3 separate regions of the Homo sapiens genome follow, and all the other regions are linked to region 3. The links are chromatin loops, found by intact Hi-C in ENCODE. Cell type or tissue: PC-9. All regions are shown on one strand.

Region 1 (8,000 bases), 170 kb after region 3:
GGCCAGGCGTGGTAGCTCACGCCTGTAATCCCACCACTTTGGGAGGCCAAGGCAGGCCGATCACAAGGTCAGGAGTTCGAGACAAGCCTGGCCAACATGGTGAAACCCTGTCTCCACTACAAATACAAAAAATTATCTGGGTGTAGTGGCAGGTGCCTGTAATCCCAGCTGCTCAGGAGGCTGAGGCAGGACAATCGCTTGAACCCGGGAGGCAGAGGTTGCAGTGAGACGAGATCACGCCATTGCACTCCAGCCTGGTCAACAGGGCAAGACTCTGTCTCAAAAAAAAAAAAAAAAAAATGAAGTGGACCTATTTGTATACTATTCTTTCTGCTCATTATGGCAGGCTGGAAGAGAATGGCTCTTATAAATATTATGTAGAAAATTATTAGGGCAACAAAAGAATATTCCAATTATTTGGGCTACAAATTATGGAACTATGGCACCAAACTCATTCATAAGAAGTAGATCAATACAACTTAACAACTCTCTCTCTCTACCTTTTTTAGCAGAATTATTCATCACTTTCTTATTATGTAAAATGGCAATGATGAAGACTACTTAATATAAATAGTGTATAGATTAAATAAATTCACTGTATCAGTTAGGACTAAATTCAGCCATGTGGCTTGACTTGCATTGTTCTTGGTGATAAATTGTATTGATTTCTACTGCTTGGTTTATTACAGAATCAAGCAACCATTCCAGGAACCCCAAACCTCTCTTCCCCAAATCTCTTATTTCCTGACCTCACCACTAGATGACAATCCCTTCCTGTGTTTTGGCCAGTGAGCGAGCGGAAACATTTCAAGCTGTTTGTTTTACAGTTGTTTCCAAATAGGCGCCCTAGTAATATCTGGAGAGAAACTTTATTTATAGCCTCTAAACATCCTACTGAAGTTATTGGGACGTAGTACAGTGAAATGTCTGTGCCAGACAAATGGAAATGAATTTTGAGTTTAGGGGTTTGACTGTTACAACTTAATTATCTAGTATTTGGTTTTTTAAAAAAAAGTTCTTGAAAATCATGCTGTCATGTCTTTATAAAGATTCAAAACCAACATATTATTAGCAGGAATTTGACCTCCCTTCAAAACCATGTTGACAAAAATGATTATAAGACTACATTCTTCATTAAGATCACAATTAATGTATTTTGTGACTGCTGTCAGTCTTTTTTGTTTGCAGAAATGAATAGTTTCCCTTAAAAGGTAAATCTCAGGCGAAGTTAATACAAAGTGCTATACATGAAAGATTACTATCTATGCTGAATCAGGATGAAAGGAAAGGGATATGGAGACACTGAAATTATTTTGACATTAAAGTTGAAGTGGTGAGTCTTGCATAGTAGACAGTCCCTTTAAATGACTGTTTTTGATGAACTTGGTTACTCCCAGCACTGTGCTAGGGGGCATGGAGAGATACAAAAGGTGGGGTTAAATTGGGTGAAGTTTATTTATTGAGATTATTAAACCAAATCACCCCAGAGCCCCTAATGGTTGGCAGGTCTCTGAGATTATTTGAGGGTATATGAGACCTTGGAGCCAAGATAATCCCTGGGTGTCAGCACATTAGGATATGTAAGGTTTAGAGTTGTCTTTCAGATGAAATTGTTAAGCAAGGCTTGGAAACTTCATTGCAGTTTAACCAGAGAGTAGAAGTGTTTGTAGCAGCAGCAGCAATTTAGGATGTAAACAACTAGTGTGTTATGAATTCAGAACGAGGGTGTATTTCCTTTTCATTATTAAATCAATTACCTGAATGAAATCTTGGTTCGAGTACCTACCCCTCAAAATTCTGTATAAAAACCTTTGATGACAATCTAGTTAGTGCTATCGGCTACATATTGCACCAACTTGTGCTTCTTTTTTTCTCATACTACCATGTTTTTCTTTCCCTGTATGAAACCCTCTTGCTTATGAGAGACCTAGCAGAAATATTCCTCAGTTTCTTATTATGTAAAATGGCAATGATGAACAGTACCTAATACAAATAGTGTATGGATTAAATAAATTTGCTGTATCAGTTAGGATTAAATTCAGCCACAAGTGACAGACAACCCCAAATTATGGTGCCTTTAACCATTAGTTTATTTCTCTATCATGTAAGCAAAGTTCACAGGCACTTTAGTTTTGGGTGATTGTGTTAGCTTCTTGATCCTTAGGGACCCAGGCTGCTTCTGTCTCATTGCTTCACCATCTTTAACACATCTCAAAGTTGCCTATAAAACGTACACTTGCATCTCATTTGCCAATCCTTAGTTATATGGTTTCATCCAGTTGTTAGAGGTGCTGGGAAGCGCCCTCTTGATTTGGCACAGCCATTGGCATAGCTAAATGCTGGTTGTTCTATTCCTAAGGAAGAAGGACAGAATAAACACTGGGGGGCAGTCTCTGGCACGGTAACCTAGCATAGATTCTGACGGTAAGATGCTCTTCGATTGCTTTTTCAATTCTCTTCCTTCCCTCTTTCCCTCCTTTCAGCTATTTACACCTGGGATGGGTCTTTATGCTGAGGTTGGAAAGTGTTAAGCCTGAAAAGAGAGCTTTTTGGCAGTAAGAAAGGAATTCCTGTGGCCAGTTTTAGTTAATTTGTGACTGTAGAGGAAAATCTTGGCATAGATTAGTATCAAATCATGTGTTGTGCAAAGAGTGTCCAACGTGGACACAAAATGGTGTATTAGCATTTGCTTTTAAGTAGCTAATTATATTCTTAGCATTAAAATGTAGAAAACAAATACTTTTCAAGATTACTTCAGAAACTAGCATTGCTTAGTCTCATTGTAATTAATGTACAAAAAAGGGGGTTTCTTCTCTAAGATTTTTAGAAATGCATACACAGTTTTCCTTGTACAGAGAACATGTGTTCTCTTATGAAAATTTCCTGGTTAGGCTTTATTTTGACCATCTTTCACGTTTTGGCCTTATTTTCTTCTAACATCTTATGATGCAATGATTATGTTCCTCTCCCTTTTCACCTAAATTGAATAAATCAGAATCTCTTACCTTGAAGGTGAGAGAGAATTCCTGGAAGAATTATCTGAAAGCTGTGTGTGGGGCCTACACACAACTGGTGGTATTTTTCCCTCAAGGAAAAGGTGGAGATTTCACAAGAATGTAAAAGCCAAAGGAAAACTTGGAAAATCTAAGACCAGGGTCATGGTTCAGATTGTGTAAGACCACTGTGTAAACTCTGTGAAGGCAGAGACTTCTTCTGCCTTAAACCTGGCTGTATGTCTGGATTATGCTTGGTACATGACATGCTGTCAATAACAATATATGGTCTAAATGAATAAATGGTCACCAGGAATGGTGAGTGCTATGACTTAGCAGCATATGTGTGGGAGATATCGGGGTTTCATAGACTGAGAACTCAATAGAAGTCAAGTTGTGACTTCCAAAAAAATCTAGACATTAGATGCTAGAAGGAATTTGCTTTCTTAGGGCTAAAAATAAGGTTTACTCAGCCCAAATTAATGCAAAGAGTCAAAGAGTATGTGTTCTGTCTGGTTGAAACTCATGGGAAACACAGTGTTTAGTTTTTATTGCCACCCCTATGAAGGACATAGACAGACATATGAATATAGTTTAGTCTGGATTCTTGCATCTTCTCTGCAACACCCTTAGCTAGTGAGAGTTCAGTCTCTGTATGGGGAATGAGTGATGGGGGAACTCACTTCAAGGCATGCTCCTTCATTTTCTAGAACATTCTGCTTCTGTGCTTTGGGAAGAAACTCATATGACCAGGAGAATAAGAGTGTAAAAATCATGTTTAATTAAGGTCAGTTGGAAGGACAGCACCTTGGACTCTTTAAAGAGCTATAATGTGAAAGAGATACTGCTTTTCTGTATTGGTCTCGTGGGAGAATTGGACTGAGGCAGTGGCCAGATATTACCTCTGAAGTGGAAATTCTTAACTTGGACTTTGAGGAACTCAAAGGGCTTTTTAGGTGAATTTTAAGGGGACATGAATACATTCTATGAATATATTTACACAATTTCGTTTGTGTGGCCCCTCCCCCTCACCCCCCACCCTGCCAGTAGAGGGTTCAGGGCTTTCAGTTTCAGAGGGTGTCCTTAGCTCCAGAGATAAAAACTACTATTGTGGGGTCTTCTGTAACTCTGAGTTTCTATGCTTTTTAAAAACATGTACAAAAATAAAATACTAGTTTTCTTTTTTACTTAGGTGAAATAGACTAATTAGTAATCCTGTAACAAAGACTCAGCTGTAATTATAGGACTCCTCCTGTATGAAACAGGAAAATTAAAAATCTGTTACAACTCAGCAACAGTGGTCCTTCATCCCACATAACTTCACTTTTTTAGTGTTCACAGAGTAACAGCCCAGCTATTGCCTCTGGCTTCACAGTTTTACCTATGCAAAAGCAGTGATTTTTAGCTTCTGTGACCCTCTTGGTTTTAAATTCCAGGAAGCATGACTTCATCTCAGCCTGAGGCTCTATAAAGCTATTCAGTGAAAAAATGAGTGATGAATACTTGGGAAGTAATCTATTTTTATTCCAGGTTACGATATTCACAGGAGACTAGGCATTTTGTCTTCATCAGCATCCCAGCTGTGATCCTGCACTGGCTATTTATTGTAGGAGCTTTAGGCACAAATAAGAGAAAGCACTTTTTTTATTAACCAAAATATTTATGGCCAGAGTCTGAGTTTAGTCAGGGCAGCAAATTACATCTGTTCCCTAAAGGGAATAATTACTTACAGTTTGACAGCAAATGAATAATAATTTGCAGCAAATTTATCAGGATGATAATTTTTTTTCCATAAAGACAGAACTAATAATGCCATTGAACAGGTGGTTATGTGTTTTTTAAAAAATGATTAAATTATTAAGGCAGAAGGTTGTAATAGCTATCATGGTGAGTCAGACCAGTTTCTCTACCTCCTCGTTAGCAAACATTCCTTTGGTGAGTCTCACACTCAAGTAAGCAGCTGGCTTTCCTTTACCCCTGCTAGGTGGGAACTGCAGTTTTGCACAGTTGGGGTACGTATTATTAACTCCAAGGAGAGCAAGAAGTCATTATGACTTAGAGTTAGAAAAAAGTTAATAACCTAGTGTCAGAAGGGGAGGTGGAGGTGCTTTTCCAGGAAGTACTAGGTAGCCTCAATTGAATCAACTTTCTCAAGGAAATATCATGCCTGGTTTAACTTGCTTTGCAGTCGTGAAAGTTCCAGAGAGCTGGGTAAGTTGGTTGTTCTGAACAGTCCTCAGGCTAACTTTGATATTCTGAGGGAAGGGGCTAGTTTACTTTGAAAATAGTACAAGAACTGTAATAGGTGTAAGTTTGATATTTAACCTATTTGTTTTCTCTTAAATTGAGACTTCTGTTGTTGCATGTTCAAACCCCTTATGGATCTGTATCATACGAGTTCACCTGAGTGTTATAGAAAATGGAGGGGTTGAAAGGCGGAGCTAGACAGAGGCTAGAGGTGGGAAGGTGGGGAAGGGATGTTGACTGGAGCTGCAGTGGAATTGATTTGCTTTGTCCTCCTAAGAGATAGGAATGGACATCAGGGGCACTTACTTAAAGAAAGTAGGTGCTAGAAATCTGTTTGCTGAGGAACAATTGGCAGGAAAAAAGGACATAACTGAAATTTTGCTCTCTTGTTCTTGTTTTCAGCTTTTAACATAGTCTTGACCTTGGCATATATGTCTTTGAGCTAAGTGAGCTTATGTAAAGCTTCCTTTTTGTGTGTCTGAATACCTAGTCCAGAGAGGGTGTGTAGAAGGATTAGTGATCTCTAGTCATCAGAAATCCCATGGCAACATGATCAGGCATTTACCTGATAATTTTATACCTAGGTGAGAAGCCCAGTCTTCTGGGATTGGCAGAAACAGACAGTGGCAATTACATTTTGTTCTCATTTACAGAGCTTGCTTCTTTGCTATTAGAGGGGCTTAAGTCTGTAGATATCGGCTACTCTTCTGTTCATAAGCACACCGGAGGTGTCTGGTTATTTTTTAAATAACCTGGGTTAAGAACTGAGCATTACTTCCTTTTGAGGCTAGGGCATAACACACAGCTTGTTCTCAGGAACACGATAATGAGGATAAGTACATAAATATGGATAAAAGCACGTCCCAAAGCACCATCTCCTGCAGGAAGAAAGGTGATTTAGTAGGCACAAGCCTGACACTTCTTGTGTGCATAGTCATTAGTGACAACCTGTGTGCAGGGGAAAATTCACTTTGTACCATGGAGCAAGAACATTGCTAAATATCTATGAAAAATCCTCATGCTAAACACATTTCTGGTGGTTCACCTCTTCAGCACTGGCTTAGTTCAGTTTTTCTCTCCATTTTGAGGCCCAAAGGAAGAGTGATCCGGGGATTACTAGTAAAGACAGTTCAGGCTGTTTTGATGTAGTCAGTTCATCTAGCTATGCTCAGTGCATCTCTGTAACAGCTGGTGGAGCAGCTTCTGTGAAATTTGTTGGTCAAGGCTGCTCACTAACCCCTCAGGTTTGGCCGACTAGAAAAACCCTGTTGGAGTCGCTGGAGGTTTGAGTTGTTTAAATTTTATGAAATACAATTCTAGGTGTTTATAAAGTTTCACACAGAGAGATGGACAGGAACAGAGAAAAGTGTTTATGTTGTTTGTAGGGGAGGATGCGTACAAGTCAGGTGAAGAGGAGAGATTCACAAAAAGATGTGCAAGGGATATTAACCTGGCGGTCGTGCCTAGCAACACCCCGCTGCCTCTTTCTGGATTTTAAATGTTTCAGGGAAGAATACTTGTTTAAGCAGTAGTTGGGCAAAACCAAAATTGATAAAACTTTTTTCTTTTGCCTTTGATCCGTGAATTTACAGTGAAGGCATGTCTGAAATATCTTAGATGTTTGTTTCTACTGCATTGCTGGAGCATTGATGTCTCTGGAGAATGTGTTGTGGGAAGCTGAGTTTGGGTAATCAAATTGGTTTTCTTATTTTTCTCTACGCATGTTTCTAAAAGGGTAATATCATAGCAAAGGAGTTTCAAAATTTGTTATCAGGGTGATTGAAAACTTTTGATGGCTTAAATATGGTTTTAAATGTTGCTCAATTGCCTTTTTTTAAAACTGAAAGAGTGGGCAAGACCGCTGAAATAGAGTGTAGCCTTTGCATAATCACATAGTTCACTAGGTCAATTTGTATATAAGGCAGTTACATGGTGTGCTTAGGTCACAGAAGTACTTTAAAACTATGGAAACATAAGGCACTTTTCCCTATGGCTTTAATTGAGCAAGGAAGGGGCCAGCTTGCTTAATCCACCTTGAGAATAATCCTTCCTGACCCATGTGGTGCTCACATCTTATCTAGGGCTTCTAAACCTGTGGATGCTGAGTACAAGATGCTTATATTCATAAAGGCAGGCTTTTCTGTTCTTTCCATGTGATTCATACTAGAGCAGATGGCTTGATCTGCTCCTATCTCTCACTTCATCCATGAGTTTTATGCCGCTGTCTCCTATTTCTTTTTCTCCAGCCAGTCCTCCCTCCAGACCACCTGTTCACAGAGCCGTGTGTACCCAGACATCCCATGAGCACCTCTGGTTCTGCATGTGTATCACATTATCTCCCTCTCTCACCTGGTCCTTTGCATGTGTTCCCGGTCTCTGTGAGGGGTCACAGCTGTCACCTGGCAGCTAGGCTGCAAGTCACTTTCCATATCTGACCACCACCAAATCCTAGAAGTTTCAACCTTAACATCTGTTGGAACTGCCTTCTCCACCCCTTCCCTTTGGCCATTGCCATCCTTCTGGCTCTCATCTGGATCACTGTAATAATTTTTAAATGGTTCTAGTAGGCCGAATAGTGCCCCACATCCCCTCAAGATGTTCACATCCTAATCCCCAGGACCCATGAATATGTTAGGTTACATGACAATGGGTAATTAAACTTGCTAATCAACTGGCCTTTAAATAGGGAAAGCATGCTGGGTTGTCCAGGTGGGACCAATATAATTACGAGTCTATGCAAGTGGAAGAGGGAAGCAGACG
Region 2 (8,000 bases), 220 kb before region 3:
ATGCATGAATGGCACTACTGTCTAACTCACGATGAAACCAAATGTTATGCTTTTGCTAATTCAGTGACTTTTCAAAAGTCTTTTGCCCATTTAATACAATCCATCTTGCTTTGAAAAAACTTTAAGTATAAACCCAGGCACTCAAAACACAAGCCAGTCCTAAGTAGTTTTATTCTAAAATTAAGACCATAACCCACATTCACTCACTTGGCAGATGCCCCCTTTTCACACTTACCTACATGCTAGTTCCTCCTCCTCAGTGGAAGGCAGCAAATGATCTGCACATTTGACCACTTGAGAGATTTGCTGTGCACTCCCCTATGCCTGTATCCTCAAGGACTCTGTAAAATCCATTGAACTCTATGCACAAGCTAAGAAAAAAACCTTGCTTTGCAGTATTTCGATTATGCATTTCATAGTAATATGCATAAAACATCCCTCTATCATAGTGCCATCTTAGAATATTTATTGATTCCCTCAGGTGGTTCTTGTTTCAATTAAAGTCCTTTTGGGAAACAATCTATCCGGGGGATTGGCCGGTGACACTGCTACATAGAAGGGATTGGGCCTGGTGTAGTAAGTCACAAGCCCAGGCCTTGGAGGTGAGCAGAAGTAAATCTGAATCCTGATTTTACCCCTGTCTAGCTATATAATCTTGGGGTAGAGCCTACTTCATAGAGTTATTTTGAGGATAAAATAAGAATATAGATAAAGCACTTAGCATTTGATGAACATTCAGTATATGTTAACCACTGAAGACACTGTTATTCTTGTTATTCACAAAAGCTTTTTTCCAGGTTTTCTAGACAGACCCACAGACTCACCACCCCCAAATGAGCAACAGACAAATGGCAGTATGCTGACAATCATAAATTGACTGTGTATTTTATGATAATGGGTATCAAAGTTGTACTCTATTAAAGAATTATTATCTTTGAGATTCAGATATTAAAATGTGTATAGATGAAATAGCTCATATCCTGGATTTGTTTCAAAATAATCTGATAAAAGATGGATCAGGGAGGGAGGGAGTCGATGTAGCGAGGGAGCATGTTTGGACGTGCATTGGCAGGTGCCGAGGCTGTGTGATCAGTATGGGAGTTGTGTCATTCTCCCTACTTTTGTCTGTTTTGAAATTTCCCATAATAAAAGTTGAAAAATATGTTAAAAATAGTTCATATAAATAGCCTCCTAGATTCATTCTTGTTCAAGGAGCCAGCTCTCAACTCGCTTTCCTTTATTTCTTTTGGAAGAGTAACTGACTCTAGTGATCTAAGCAGTAAGACTCATGTCAATCTGTTTTATTACTCTCAGGATAGCTTATGGTGGAAACAAAATAAATCCAATTTCTGAATCTCCTTTGTCTTCAATCACTTGGGAATTCTCTCTGAAACTACTGTGGGCATTTTAAGTAACCCTGATTACCCAGCAAGAACAATGTAGCTTTCAGACAAGCACAGAGGATAGAATAACTCTTTCTACCCTTCTATGCTTGCATGACAAAAGCTGTAGCTATTAAATACCGGTGCTCAATGAGCTAATGAATGGCAAGCCGGTAACTGTGGTTTTGGCATTTTAGTATTTGAGCCTCTGCCCTGTATGAACTTGTAATCTTCATTGTGTAGCCTTGTTAAGTTCAGCTGCTGAGTTACATGTTGGCATAGGAAGCTGAGGTACTCCTAAGCCAAAAACTGACCTCTGCATATTTCAAACTAAAGTCAGGAGGCTTAGGGTGACTTCTTTTGCTTTAAAAAAAATAAAGGCATGATTTCCCTTTAGAGTGGAAGCTGACCATGACTGTAAATGGCTCTATAATCTTTGGCTTTGTTTGAGTCACCCTCTCCATGTTCTGCTCTTCCGTTTGGATGCAAGCCAACATGAGGATAAGTGTTCTGCTTGGTCCTCGTTGTTTAATAATTGACCCTTCAAAACCACTTTCTTTCTCCAGCTTCATCAAAGAGAAGAATTTAAATTTTGATTTCAGGTTTCTTCTTTTCCCTCTTGAGTCTATCTTTAAGGGGTAAAACATGTGGCTTTTTATAAGTTTAAGTACTTTGGAGCAAAGTTTATGGAGTGTCCTTCCATCCCCTAAAAATAAGATAGGCTCTGAGTTGGCCAGGGCAGTCCCATTGGGGTCCATCTGAAATGCTTCTGTTTATCCCTTTGGTCAGCACCTCCTGCCAGGACCATGCTGGAGCTGCTAAGAAGGAAGACAGGTGCACAGACAGAGCCTTCTGGAATACAGTGCGGGGTATGCTATCATAGAAGTATAAACTGGGCACCCTAGGAGCAGAGTTGATATTGCTATGACTGTCTGGGGACATCAGGACAGACTTCATAGAGCAGGTATGAGATACTTGGGCTGAGGGCAGCACTGGTAGCCTGGAATTACATTATGCTCTTAATTGAACCCTCTTGGGATCCCAGTTTGAGCGATCTGTCTTATTAAATAGCACTTGGTATGAGAACAGCCATGGCGTTTCCTTTACAGCTCATACAGTTCTGAGAATGCCTAAAATTAGATTGAAATCAGGATTAAGGTGTCTAACCTGCCTTTGTGGCCTCGGGCATCCTGTGACCAGGATGAGTCACATCCCTGTCTTGCCCACTTGCGTCTTCTGAGAGCTGCGTCCCAAGACTTCCCCATGCAGAGCTGATTGTAATAGTTGACTGACAAAACTGATGGCCCAGCACTTTCTCTCCCTGCGCGATTCCTGCTGCCCATGACAGCAGCTGAGTAATAAGCAGTCAGACCTCTTACCTGGGACATTAGTCACAAGCTCTTAAGCAACTGCGGGTCAACGCTTGAGACCGTTTTGGATTTCTGTTAGCACTTGTTTCTGTTGCCCAAGAAGATCCTTTCCAAGACTTCAGCAGGCATACTGGCTTCGGGAAAATTCAGAAACTCAGTGACCTTGTTTGGAAATGTGAGTGATAGTGTTCTGGGCTCAGGTCCACACAGGCCTGGCTTGTCAGGCTAGGACACAGTGTCGATAAAGCTGGGCTCATGGGCTTTGTCCCCCCGGCCGTGCTCTCTCCTGGGGCTGCAGACTAGTGTGTCTAACCTCAGCCAGGCGCCTCTCTACTGTGTGCCCGCAGTCCCAGAGGAGCCAGGCACCCAGGCCTTATAGTGCCTCCCAAGTCAGAAAACACTTGTGGAAGAACTGAGAGTGGTGGCCTCCTTCACTGGGCAGGACCACGATCATCCTCACCCCTGCTCCCGTCCTGCGCTGCTACGATTGCAACCTTTTGTAGGTTAAACTGGCTGTGCTCATATTGTATTTATGTGGTGGGGCCAGGGGAGGAAGCAGCTTCCACAAATCAGCCCACTGAAAACAGTCACTTATATGGGACATGGGATTCTGCGTGGAGAAGGGCTGATTTGGAGCCAGGACTGGGTTTGGGTTAGAGACACAGAAAGCTTGCTTCGCTGAAGTGGGTGCACAGGTACTCAGCATGCCTTTGCCTTATGCCCCTGACACCCGGGGAGGCTGCTACTAAGAGCAGAGAAGTCTGTTCTATGTTCCATTGATCTGTGCCATGAAAGCTTTGCTGCTTTAACCACACTTATTGGGGATTCCTGGAATACCAGACTTGGTTTCCATTCCTGGGCATTTTCTAGTGGCCATTTTCTGTAAGACCTGTATGGCCAGGCTGTATCAACTCACAGGACAGCGTGTGGAAACCAGTCATGCCAGTTCTGTCATCACCTACCTCCTCCAAGCCAGCAACGTGATCCAGGCTGGACAGAGACCAACCTTTTGCCTTGGGCCATGCAGGCCAACAGACCTTGATTCTCACACTGAGGCAAGAAAATAGAACCTCGAGTGCCCTGACACAACCCACAGTGAATATGGCACTCCAGAAAGAGCAGTCAGCTGCAGCCACTGAGGAGACGCCACAGCGAGGGGGGCTCCAGGCGGCCCAAGGCCATGGCAGCCTCCCACAATGGCAGTTAACCACAAAGCTCCAGGCCACCTAGCATCCCCCCCGTGACCTGCAGCCTCCTTGTCACTGATCAGCCTATGTGGGTTGCCTCTGAGCATATTGTTCCTTTAAAAACCAAAGTGTAAATGTCTCACCCAAAAGGCCAAGCTGTTGCTCTGTCCAGTCTAGACTGTGCCTGTGAGGCTAGCAATGCCACCCTCCCTCTGTAACAGTGCCCTGGGGTATGGGTGGCAACAGGACAACCAGGTGCTTGTGCTGGGAAGCGGGTTTTTTTAAGAGAGCACTGCCTTTTATTTACAGACAGCTTTATCAGTACATGGCCATGTTCCTGCCGACCTTGAGGACTCTTTACCAAACAATCCTGCTGCTGAATATTCACTTCCTTCCACATGAATTTGCTCTTAGGGATTGGAGGAGGGGTGGAAATGCTTTCAACCAGTCTCCATAATCTAGGCTTCTTGTGCACCTGGGGTACCCACAAACAAACCCTGTTCTCACTCTGGTTTTCCTTTTCCTGATTAACATCCCCACAAACCTACTGGATTTAAGACAAACCCAGAAGTCATCATTTCTGCTGCTTCTCTCTATCCGTCTATCTCTAAGTGATTATCAAGCCTTATTACTGATTTTGCTTTCACCGAAGCCCTGCTTCCTTTCCCCTGACTAACTCCTTATTTTCCATTCCATTCATCACTGTCCTGGTTCAGGTCTTAACATCTCTTCCCTGGACGGTTTCAGCCTCCCCCAACTGATCTTTTCTTGTCCAGCCAGGAATCTGTTACTCCCTTAATGAGGGAGCATCAATGAGTTCCTTTTGCCTAATATGTAAAAATCAAAATTCCTTCGTGTGACATTCAGGACCCTTCATGGTTTGAAGGACTTAACTTTCCTCTGTAGCCCTGAGATTTTTCATGGCCCCAGCACTCCTCTGTCCTGTGCTGCCCGCCCCTCAGCCTCCTCCACCATACCCAGGGTTCTCTGAGTCCACCTGCACAGCCATACTGCTGGGCTTGCTGCCGTGTCCCTGCCCCATCCGCCTGTCCATGGCGGCCTTCTCACTCCCCTTCTCTGCCTGGGAGACTCTGACTCATGCTATCAGACCCAGCTCAATTTCTGCTTCTGCTGTGAGGCTGTCTCTCTCTCCTCCCACTAGAAGGAATTGTTCTCTCTTATGTTTCTCTCGTAGCACTTGGTTCATACCTTCATCGTGCCACTAGGATGATACAGCAATTGGTGTGTTCCCCCTCCCCACCCCTCCTGGTCTATCCTGTCCATGTGTGTGTGTGTGTCTGTCTGTATATGAAATATATATCTATTTGTTTTACACACACACACACACACACACACACACACAAAGTATTTCTTTCTTCTCTTTTCATTTTAGAGACAGGGTCTCACCCTGTCGCCCAGGCTGGAGTTCAGTGATGCACTCTCAGCTCACTGCAGCCTCAACCTCCTGGGCTCAAGTAATCCTCCCACCTCAGCCTCCCAAGTATGTGGGACTACAGGTGCATGCCACCATGCCCAACTAATTTTTGTATTTTTCGTAGGTTGGGATGTTGCCCATGTTGTCCAGGCTAGTTTCAAACTCCTGAACTCAAGCAATCTGCCTGCCTCAGCCTCCCAAAGTGTTGGGATTACAGGCACCCAGCCGACAAGTATTTCTTAAGTACATTATGCCAGGCATAATGGCGCCAGGCATAATGGTGAACCGCATAAACACAATCCCCGCCGTCATGGAGCTTCTAGCCTAGCAAATATTTGTCTCCCATTACACTGTGAGTTCCTTGCAGATGAAGATCAGCTGTACTCCTAGTGCCTGTCACCACCCCGGGCACACAGTGGCCACCTCCCCTATGGGTGTTCATTCTGACTCCGATGGGTAGAGATGGGTGCTAGAGTGGAGGATGGGGTATAGGCTGAGTATGAGGTAAGTGGAAAGCCTAGAAAAGCCACATTCTGCCCTCCGTTTTTACAGGACAGCCTACATTTTCCTGTGGTCAGCCCATTCTTAATGGGCGCATCATCTTGGAGCCATGAGGCAAGTTCTGAGACTTGATCTAAATGTGTCATCCAGATAGCACAGAGAAGTTTGTTCCTTTTGACGTGTGTACAGGAAGCTCATGCGGCCGCATGTGGCCGCACGTGTGTGTGTGTGTGTGTGTGTGTGTGTGTGTGCCCATTCTGAGAGGTGGATGGTTTGGGGTCTGGCTGCCCTATCTCGTGCTGCTCTTTGTATCTTTCAGAGATCTGAAACTGGACAATGTCCTGTTGGACCACGAGGGTCACTGTAAACTGGCAGACTTCGGAATGTGCAAGGAGGGGATTTGCAATGGTGTCACCACGGCCACATTCTGTGGCACGCCAGACTATATCGCTCCAGAGGTGAGTGCAGCTGCTTGATGCAGCTCTGAAATCTGAGCTCTCCAGTAACTCTGACCAGAAATGCCACTGGCTGCTTTTATGCACTGCAGCTTTGGAGGCAGCATTGAAAGGTGTCTAGAGCCGACACCTCTAGACTCATTTATGGCTCATTGGGTGAATGATGGCTGAAAATGGCCTAAGTCCCTCTAATAAGAATTTGAGTTAAAAAAGAAAATCATGCTGCTATAAAGACACATGCACACGTATGTTTATTGCGGCATTATTCACAATAGCAAAGACTTGGAACCAACCCAAATGTCCAACAATGATAGACTGGATTAAGAAAATGTGGCACATATACACCATGGAATACTATGCAGCCATGAAAAATGGTGAGTTCATGTCCTTTGTAGGGACATGGATGAAATTGGAAATCATCATTCTCAGTAAACTATCGCAAGAACAAAAAACCAAACACCGCATATTCTCACTCATAGGTGGGAATTGAACGATGAGATCACATGGACACAGGAAGGGGAATATCACACTCTGGGGACTGTGGTGGGGTGGGGGGAGGGGGGAGGGATAGCATTGGGAGATATACCTAATGCTAGATGACGAGTTAGTGGGTGCAGCGCACCAGCATGGCACATGTATACATATGTAACTAACCTGCACAATGTGCGCATGTACCCTAAAACTTAAAGTATAATAAAAAAAAATATATATATATATGTAAACTTTGCAGTTGCTTTGGGCTTTAGCCCTAAATGAAGACAAAGTGTACGCCATTCATGGCTATTTATTTTCCTTTTTGTCTCTACTTAGTGATTTAATTTCAGCGTCATTTAGCAGAACTAAAGAAAGGCTCTTGAATCCTTGAATCCTTCCCGTATGAGTGAGTGAACCCAGTCCCCTTTTTTTTCCAGACTGATATATTTCCAGAACCCTTTCTGTTTGGGATCTGCACGAGCCCATCACAGTGGCCCAATCAGGCCATAAATATTTGCTCACCTAGATGAGAAGGCACCTCTGAGTTGACCACAGGGAAAACAGACCACTCTGTAGAAATGGAATGAAATACGCTTGCTAGCACAGGAGACTTTTTTAAAAAAACTTTGATATTTCCTAATGCATCAATTTCCCTAGTTATGAAGAACACATTTGTTAATCTGATGTATGAACCACCTTCTCACGCTGCCCCCTTTGCACAGATCCTCCAGGAAATGCTGTACGGGCCTGCAGTAGACTGGTGGGCAATGGGCGTGTTGCTCTATGAGATGCTCTGTGGTCACGCGCCTTTTGAGGCAGAGAACGAAGATGACCTCTTTGAGGCCATACTGAATGATGAGGTGGTCTACCCTACCTGGCTCCATGAAGATGCCACAGGGATCCTAAAATCTGTAAGTTTGGCTTACCCAGCTAGCTTCTGATGTATTGCAAACCAGCTTGTTTCATGTGCTGCTTGAGTCTTTTCAGTACTTCCCACCAGTAAACCACTAGCTCTAACTAAAATTTGTATTGTTCTAATCTAAAGAATCAAAGAACCAGAGTTCTGTCAGGCTGTTACCCTCTCTTATGCAATAGACCCTCTCTTATGCAGTAGTTATTTTGGGGTCAATTTCAATAGCCCTTGATAACTTTGTTTGCCAAATAGCAAGTATTTCTAGCACTTCGTAACTTTAGTT
Region 3 (8,000 bases):
TTTGGATAAAATTCTCAATTCAGAGAAATCATCTGATGTTTCTATAGTCACTTTGCCAGCTCAAAAGAAAACAATACCCTATGTAGTTGTGGAAGTTTATGCTAATATTGTGTAACTGATATTAAACCTAAATGTTCTGCCTACCCTGTTGGTATAAAGATATTTTGAGCAGACTGTAAACAAGAAAAAAAAAATCATGCATTCTTAGCAAAATTGCCTAGTATGTTAATTTGCTCAAAATACAATGTTTGATTTTATGCACTTTGTCGCTATTAACATCCTTTTTTTCATGTAGATTTCAATAATTGAGTAATTTTAGAAGCATTATTTTAGGAATATATAGTTGTCACAGTAAATATCTTGTTTTTTCTATGTACATTGTACAAATTTTTCATTCCTTTTGCTCTTTGTGGTTGGATCTAACACTAACTGTATTGTTTTGTTACATCAAATAAACATCTTCTGTGGACCAGGCCCCTTTGATCAGCTTTTATGTTCAAATATTAATAATATTTGCTTCAACACCTCCAACTCATAAAATTGTTTACCAACAATTTAAGCACTTATGAAAATTACATGGTACTGGTTATTTCTACATTTATCTTAGTGCCATCACCTTAATGTATGTTGAGTCCCTAAATGTCATGTTAAATAATAACAACCATAATATCCCATTGAAAAGAGTATGTTGTTAGAAAAGAAACATCATTTTTAAGTTTCTGAGCCTATTAAAATGCTCAAACACAAAATATTAGTATTTTTAAAATATGAATGGGATGAGTGAAGCAGTTCTCAGCATTATAGTCACAATGTTACAAAGGCTAGAGCTTCTCTGAAGATTTCTAATCTGTTCCCATTAACAGATTAATAAATTTAGACTTCAAATGAATAATTTGCCCAAGCTTTAAAAGTAATAGATGGCAGACCAAAAATGTAAGCTTAAGTTTCCTGACTCTAAAGTCAAACTTAGAACAAATTTGGTTTGTTTTTGTTTTAATGATACTGCGTTTTAAAACAAAGTAGCTTTATCCTTTTTCTCCTGTATTTTTCTTTTACAAAATAGCTGTATTTCTTTTATACTGATAATCTCATTTTTAAAAATCAGACAGTGTAGAAAGATATTTTTTAAAACAGAAAAATCACTATGAATCCCTGCACCTACAGGTACAGAAAATTATTTTTATGAACAAATTATGTAGGAAGTGCCAGAGCCTTAGGTCCTTTACCCTGAGGTATATATACTGAACAAAAGGAACTGAGCCACAGATCTCTTAGGTAGCTCTTTTTATCTTACAATGGAGGACAGTGATTACAATTATATGAAAATTTTGGAACAAAAGTTAATACTAAGATTCAGTGCAAAATTTGGGGGGGGGGGGGGCACAGGTATACTTAAGCACAAACACTGTGACCCAAAGTGCTTCAACATTTAGTTACAGATAGTAGTATACTAGAAGTGGTATTTTAGAATAAAGTGGTTGCTTAGTATTCACAGGTCACAAAACAAAAAATTATTCTTGTATAGCAAATTAGCTTCAGTTGAAAACTATTTGTAAAAGCAGATTATGTAATGACCAGGAGTTCAGGAAAATGACTTCTGAAAGCATTGAGAAGGGAAAGCCACGTTAAAGGACAGTACAGCTGGAAGGAAGCAAGTACTTACCCACTGCTCAGTCACTAAGACAACAAGCTCCTTGGAGTGCTTTAAGCTACGGAATAGCAGAACTGGCCCTTCCCAATTTTATGCACCGTCACAAATTTCTTCATAATGGTTTTGTCCAAGGCTTATAACCCAACCCTGGCAACTATAATCCTTACTTTATGAAACAGCTGTATTTCTTTTATACTCATAACCCAGAAAAATGAGAATGTATGTTCTGAGTATAAAAGAAATGTAGCTATTCCATAAAAATACAGGAGAAAAAGAATAAAGCTATTTTAATTTTTTTAATGCAGTATCATTAAAAAACAAACCAAGTTTGTTCTAAGTTTGACTTTAGAGTCAGGAGACTTAAGCTTACATTTCTGGTCTGCCATCTATTACTTTTAGAGCTTGGGTAAATCTTCATTTGAGATCTAAATGCTATATATAGTTCATTCATAGCAGTACCAGATAAGGGAGGAGTATATCTATACAGTATATAGTCTTGAAGAAGTGATCTAAGGCTCGGAGCTTTTGAGGTGGCCATGAGTGACTCCAAAGTCCATGGAGCTAACCACCCTGCAGTGCTAGCCAATCCAGTTGAACATACCCTTTTCTCCATTGTTAACTGTTTGTTTAAATAGCAAACAGAAGGCGGCAATGGAGGTGTGGAAAACTGAGGATCCGATGTCACTTGAAAGTAATGAGATCACATAACATTGAGGGAATGTCCTAAGAGGAGTGGCAGGGCATAAATAGAAATGAATAAAAGTGTTTTCAAGTGCCATTTAGTGGGTTCTGAATTTGAACTAGAGATTGAGATATCCAGTTATGGAGACATTAACTCAAATTAACAAGGTAGTGAATGGGAAAGCACAAACTATAAAAGACTGTATCAATGTATGGTATTTTTTCCCAGAGCTGTTTTGACTTAATGGCATAATAGATATGTTTAAGTTTTTATAACCTCACGATTATCATTCCAAATCTTATTTTCCTCCTAGAAGCCTCTGTACAGAAAAGATGAACTTAAAATTACTCGCTTTGTAGAAACTTAATCTAAAAGTTCAAAATGTTTAAGTAGCAATACCTAAAACAAGTTGCAGAGTAAAGAATCCTCTTTTTTTCTTTTTTTCAACATTAAGATTTGGTTAAATAAAACCTTTGCAAACGTGTTGCCAGCTGGAACCAACAAAAATGTAAAGAAAAAAACTTTTACTTTTTTTTTTTTAAGTTTTCCACTAACCACTTTGCTCACATTTCGTTCCTTTAAATAGAGATGAACCTGTCGTCCCAGATTATTTTACAGAGAAATAGTGAAATTAGTGGAATTCGATACAAAAATAGTCTCCCTGTAGGATAAAAGTTATACTTTACCATAAACCTTCCTATGAACGCCTTCTGGAGCTTTGATGTGTTCACACCTTTCAGAGGTTTGGACATAATTTTTATTCTTACCTGTAGTGGATAGTTTTTCCAAGACGCTGCCCAGACACCCGATCTCCGTGTACTATTGAATTTCGTTTATTCCCTTGTCTTGGCTCCATTCTGGGACGGAGAGGAAAGACAGGTGCCTGAGAGCGGCAGCGGTCAGAGCCCCGCGGGGAGAATACCAAGCATGCGGAAGGTACCCGGCACCCTTCTGTTCCTGGTGTGGCTGGCGCTACATGATGAGGATGCGAAACCCAAGCCAACCCGAGAAACTTCCCGAGCCCCGCCCGGCGCGCGGCAGGCCACGCCTCAGTACGTGCTCGGGCGCAGCACCGCAGTCCCGGGCCCCGCCCGCGGCCCCGGCCGTGGGCTCCAGGGCTCCAGCCGCGCAAGGCGACTTTCGTGTACGCTGTGGGGTGGCTGCTGCCCGCTGCGCGTACGTGTGGGAGCGCATGCGGGAGGCCCTGGCCGCTCCTGGCCTGCGAACGGGCGGCGCCAGGCGTGGGGGGTCAGCCCTGGGCTTTGTCTTCTGGGACTTGTCAAAGTCGGAAGCCTAGTGCTTCCCCAAACTTTGTTTTTTAGATGGGGGGGGCGTGGGCGAATGGGACTTGATGTATTGCGGAAGAGCTGCCTCCCGAAATTCCCAAGCAAATGCTTTGGGGTATGAAGCTTTTTCTTTGTAGAATAGAAAAAGTTGAGTTCTAACAGATTGGATAGTGGTTAGTTATATAATACTTTTTTAAAAAAAATTAGACATCTAATCAAAAATAGAGGAGTTCTATGTTTATTTAAATATATTCCTCTTAAGGCACTCAAAGAGTTCGTTTATTTTAAATAAAGCACGTTGAGATATGCCTAGTTAAGGATCTCGAAACTTTATCCCACTTGGTGCCGTTTTTATTTTGGTGGTTTTGTGGGGGGTGGTTTTTTGGGCTTTTTACTGTTTTGATTTTATTGTATGCCAGCTATTGAGAATCCTTTGGGAGAAGATAATCTTGTTGGACAGAAGGGAGATGAGTGTATAGAGTACGGAAAAAGCTTGGAGCCTTAATCTCTGTAATAATTGGTATGTTCAGATTGCACAATGTATTATAAAGTACAAAGCCAGGTATTTAGAATAAATAACTTCGCCTCTGCATATCCACAGCTCACTACATTTTACATTTTATTTTCATTTGTTTCCTTCAGGAAAATTCATTGTTTGTGGTTTCCTCAAATAGCATTTTATAGAAAGCAAAGGTACACTTTTCAAAAGTAGTTGAGGTGTTTTAGATACTTTTTTACTAATAAAAACTGATCTGTAGCCTCACTTATCATATGTGTGTGTGTTCGTGTCTAATCAGGGAGGTGCCCTTTAATGAGAGTGCCATAATTCTTTTGGTCCTACGGATGCATAATCATTATAGATGGACAATTTTCCATAGAAGAGAGCAGGCTGGTGGGGCTGTAATATTTATCACAAAGGGTCATGCTTTTTACAAAGTAGAGAAACACTGTGTAAAGTCAGACAAGTAGATTAGGATTCTGTGAAGTAAAATCTAATTTTAAAGATCTTTGAAATATTAACATTAAAAACCCTGTTTTATGTAGAGATCCTTTCCAAATATGACTGGATAATATTATTTCCTCTGAAATGGATTTTTAAAAACGGTTCTACATACAACTGCTATGACAAAATCTTTCATAGGCGTACAGAAACAAGCTGGACAGAAGTCATAAACTGTTGCCTGACTCCCTAATCTGCTGGTAGAATATTAAAGCAAAAACCTAAAGAAAGTGAGCTACAAATACGGAAAATTAGAAAGGAGCCAATACAGCCTGGGAGGTACTTTGCATCAGCCTTTGCCTCTTACTTAGAGTTTTCCCAACTGCAAATATTTATCATTCCTGTGAATTTCCTTATCACTTCCTCTTTAGCTTTCTCACTTCTCTTTTTTTAACCTTATAATTTTTGCATGTCTTATCCCTCGTACTAAACTCTTAGTTTCTTCAGAGCATGGTTCCCATCTGACTCATCTTTGATCCGTCCTAAAGCCTTCCACTCTGCATGCGCAAAAACAACTCACACATGATCCAAGGTGGAGAGGATTTCAGGTGTGTCAGAGACTAGAGAAGAATTATGATCAGAGGAACAAAGTGGGGAACAGAACCATTTTCTAGCTCTTCCAGGGAGATCCATTCAATCAATGAGTAGTGTTGAGTGAGTACAAGATATTATTCTAAGACCTCTAGGTGATATAAATATTCTAGAATATGGTGCCTGCTATCAAGGGTGCAGTTAATTCCCATTCTGTGAGGTATTCACAAATTCAACTGTACTTGTGCAAACACAGTTGAAATCTAAATAGAGTTTTTATTGGCCCTTTGAGATGTTCCAAGCCACCGTTACCTTTCCTTTTCATGGACTGTCTCCAGCTTGATAATCACCGTCTCCAGCCCAGGGTGCTCCCCGCAGGCGCCCCAAATTTGGCATGTCAAAAATTAACTCCTTATTTGTCTTCCAAATGGCTTCTCCTCTTGCATCTCCTGCTCAAGGAATGGCACCATTCAGTCTGAAACCAGAACCCTAGAGGTCACTTGTCACTACTCCCTTATCTACCATATATAGTCTGACACAGTCCTTTGCTTTTCTTAAATTATAATTATGGAAACTTGAACATGTACAAAAGTAAAGAGACTATAATGATGCCAAAGTGTCTTTGCAATTTGTGTTCTCTGGGAAGTAGACTCTGAGATGGAGATTTCAGGTGATTTATTGGGGAGTGCTTTTCAACACATGTGGAAGAGAAAGAACAGAAGTAGGCAGAGGGAGAAACAGCTGAGGAGCAGTCCCAACAAAGCCTTTAGCAGCCACATGGGGAGCTCTGGAACTGCAATAGCCCTTGAGACTTGTCCCAAGTTACAGGGAGTATGGAGGCCTTTACACCCCTACACTGATCAGTCCCTTGATGTGGGCTGCCCCCAGGAGACATGACCTTTAGTAAGGCAGGTTTCTTCACCTGAGACAATCCCCAGAAAGGGCTGACAGCTGAAGACCATCTTCTGCTGCACTTCCAGCAGCTTGGAGAGTAAGTGGTTCATTCCTGAGACATCTGTGTGTCATCACAATATCACCCACAGTGCAAGCTTTAACAGGGGTCAACTCATGGATGATCTTTTTTTCAGCTGTACCTCTACATACACGCACACACACACAAGTGTACCCATTATTTTGGTTTTTGGGTTTTTGTGGGTTTTTTTGAAATTGAGTCTCACTGTGTCGCCCAGGATGGAGTACTGTGGCACGATCTCGGCTCACTGCACCCTCTGTCTCCTGTGTTCAAGCGATTCTCCTGCCTCAAATTTTTGTATTTTTAGTAGAGATGGGGTTTCACTATGTTGGCCAGGCTGGTCTCAAACTCCTGACCTCTGCTGAGCCACCTGCCTTGGCCTCCCAAAGTGCTGGGATTATAGGCGAGAGTGAGCCACTGTGCCCGGCCAATAGCTACTAAATTTTAAAATTACTTTTTTCCTGTTAACAAAAGTAATCATATTCCTTGTAAAATGTTATAAAGATACAGAAATGAATTATGTAAGAAGTAAAGTCCTTTGGCACTCCACCTCCAAGGACAACTACTGTTTTACATTCATTATACTGTTCCCATTGAGAACATTTGAAATATAGAAATAACATAATCATAGTGAGAGAGAAAGGGCAGGTCTTTAATTTTCCTTTACCACCTTGGAATGTAAATAAATGGTTCCAAGTGAGAGAAGTCTCTAGATCTCTTCCGAATTTTCTTCTTTAAGATTGATATCTAGTTATCCTTTACTCAAACGGTTCAGGAGCACTGAGAAATCCAGGGAGAAAAATCTTCCAACTCAAGGCATTCCAGGCCTTGAGACCTCTTGCCTATTTGTCCAAATTCTGCTAACTTCTTTCCCTTGCGTCCTGTGTCCCAGTGATGTAACCTTCTAACACGCTCTCTGACCTCTTTGTCCTTTGTAGTTGCTTTCTCTCTGTGTCTGCAACACCCTTCTTATTTCATCTTCATCTCCTTAATTTCCTGCATTTTTCACAACTCATTTCTACTTTAGAAAGCCTATCCTCTCAGGGACTGGATTAGGAGATTCTCCTCAGTGTTCCCATTTTGTGTGGTGTTTAACTCTTGCACGGTATTAATCACACTAAAATTGTACTTATGTACTTGAAGTGAATTGTTCTGTACTAAATGATGAGCAACCTGAAGATAGGAGTTATGCCTTTAAATGCATACCTAGCAGAATGGCAGCTTAAAGAGCTCTGTGGCCTCACTCCCCATGAAACAACTGTAACTGGTGAAGCACTTTAAAAACAACCATTTAAAGTTTATTGAAACTGCCCAAAGGTTATACAGCAAATGAAGAACTGTTTATTCAAGAAAATCTACTACATCTTGGTAAGAACAGCAATAGTTAGTCAGAGGTACTCTCAAGTACCATGCCTCACATGCCACTCCTCACATGCCACTCATGCCTCACATGCCACTCATGCCTCACATGCCACTCATGCCTCACATGCCACTCATGCCTCACATGCCACTCATGCCTCACATGCCACTCATGCCTCACATGCCACTCATGCCTCACATGCCACTCATGCCTCACATGCCACTCATGCCTCACATGCCACTCATGCCTCACATGACTTGCTGCTTCTACCACCTTGCCCACCTTGAGGAAAGTTCCACACAGGTGGGTATGGCCAAGAAGATGGGGCTCCTTCTTCTCCCAAATCCCAGTAGAGGACTATGAGCATTTTGGTCACAACCATTTAACCAGTCTTTAGGAAATTCCAAACTTTCCCTCATCTTCCTGTCTTCTGAGCCCTTCAAACTCTTCCAGCCTCTGCTCATTACTCCTGTGCTCATTACTCTATGAAAGGAAAATAAATCTCAGAACCACAAAA

The links. Hi-C counts contacts between places; a loop is a spot of excess contacts. Peaks named below come from ENCODE experiments on the same cell type or tissue, not always from the same donor. Only the 100,000 strongest peaks of a DNase experiment are listed, where the experiment ranks them.
Region 1: a loop joins it to region 3, with 4 times the contacts of the local background. A loop is called at or near these places in 2 of 110 quality-filtered maps.
Region 2: it touches region 3 in a loop (6-fold over the local background); 2 of 110 quality-filtered maps call a loop at or near these places.

What each region holds. Positions count from the first base shown.
Region 1 is chr14:61,922,768-61,930,767 of GRCh38, forward strand. The region is part of intron 1 of SYT16 (synaptotagmin 16); the gene reads left to right. Among named protein-coding and RNA genes, the nearest start is that of SYT16, 110 kb to the left of the region's middle. RefSeq lists an enhancer at 7,445-8,000. In PC-9, no CTCF peak of the experiment used is centred here; DNase peaks (open chromatin) are centred at 4,454 and 4,964; H3K4me3 peaks cover 3,143 bases; H3K27ac peaks cover 4,053 bases.
Region 2 is chr14:61,522,881-61,530,880 of GRCh38, forward strand. PRKCH (protein kinase C eta) reads left to right here. Exons shown (of 14, transcript NM_006255.5): 11 at 6,195-6,333; 12 at 7,527-7,715. Among named protein-coding and RNA genes, the nearest start is that of PRKCH-AS2, 19 kb to the right of the region's middle. RefSeq lists an enhancer at 2,488-2,637. In PC-9, a CTCF peak has its summit at 3,349; DNase peaks (open chromatin) are centred at 1,771, 2,671, 3,711, 4,161 and 2 weaker places; H3K4me3 peaks cover 3,169 bases; H3K27ac peaks cover 6,214 bases.
Region 3 is chr14:61,747,785-61,755,784 of GRCh38, forward strand. HIF1A (hypoxia inducible factor 1 subunit alpha) reads left to right here. Exons shown (of 15, transcript NM_001530.4): 15 at 1-474. HIF1A-AS3 (HIF1A antisense RNA 3) reads right to left here and starts at 3,313. Exons shown (of 3, transcript NR_144368.1): 1 at 3,101-3,313. HIF1A-AS2 (HIF1A antisense RNA 2) reads right to left here and starts at 1,305. Exons shown (of 1, transcript NR_045406.1): 1 at 1-1,305. RefSeq lists a silencer at 3,335-3,644 and enhancers at 7,095-7,596, 7,201-8,000, 7,597-8,000. In PC-9, no CTCF peak of the experiment used is centred here; DNase peaks (open chromatin) are centred at 2,287, 3,287, 5,027, 7,457 and 2 weaker places; H3K4me3 peaks cover 5,001 bases; H3K27ac peaks cover 7,720 bases.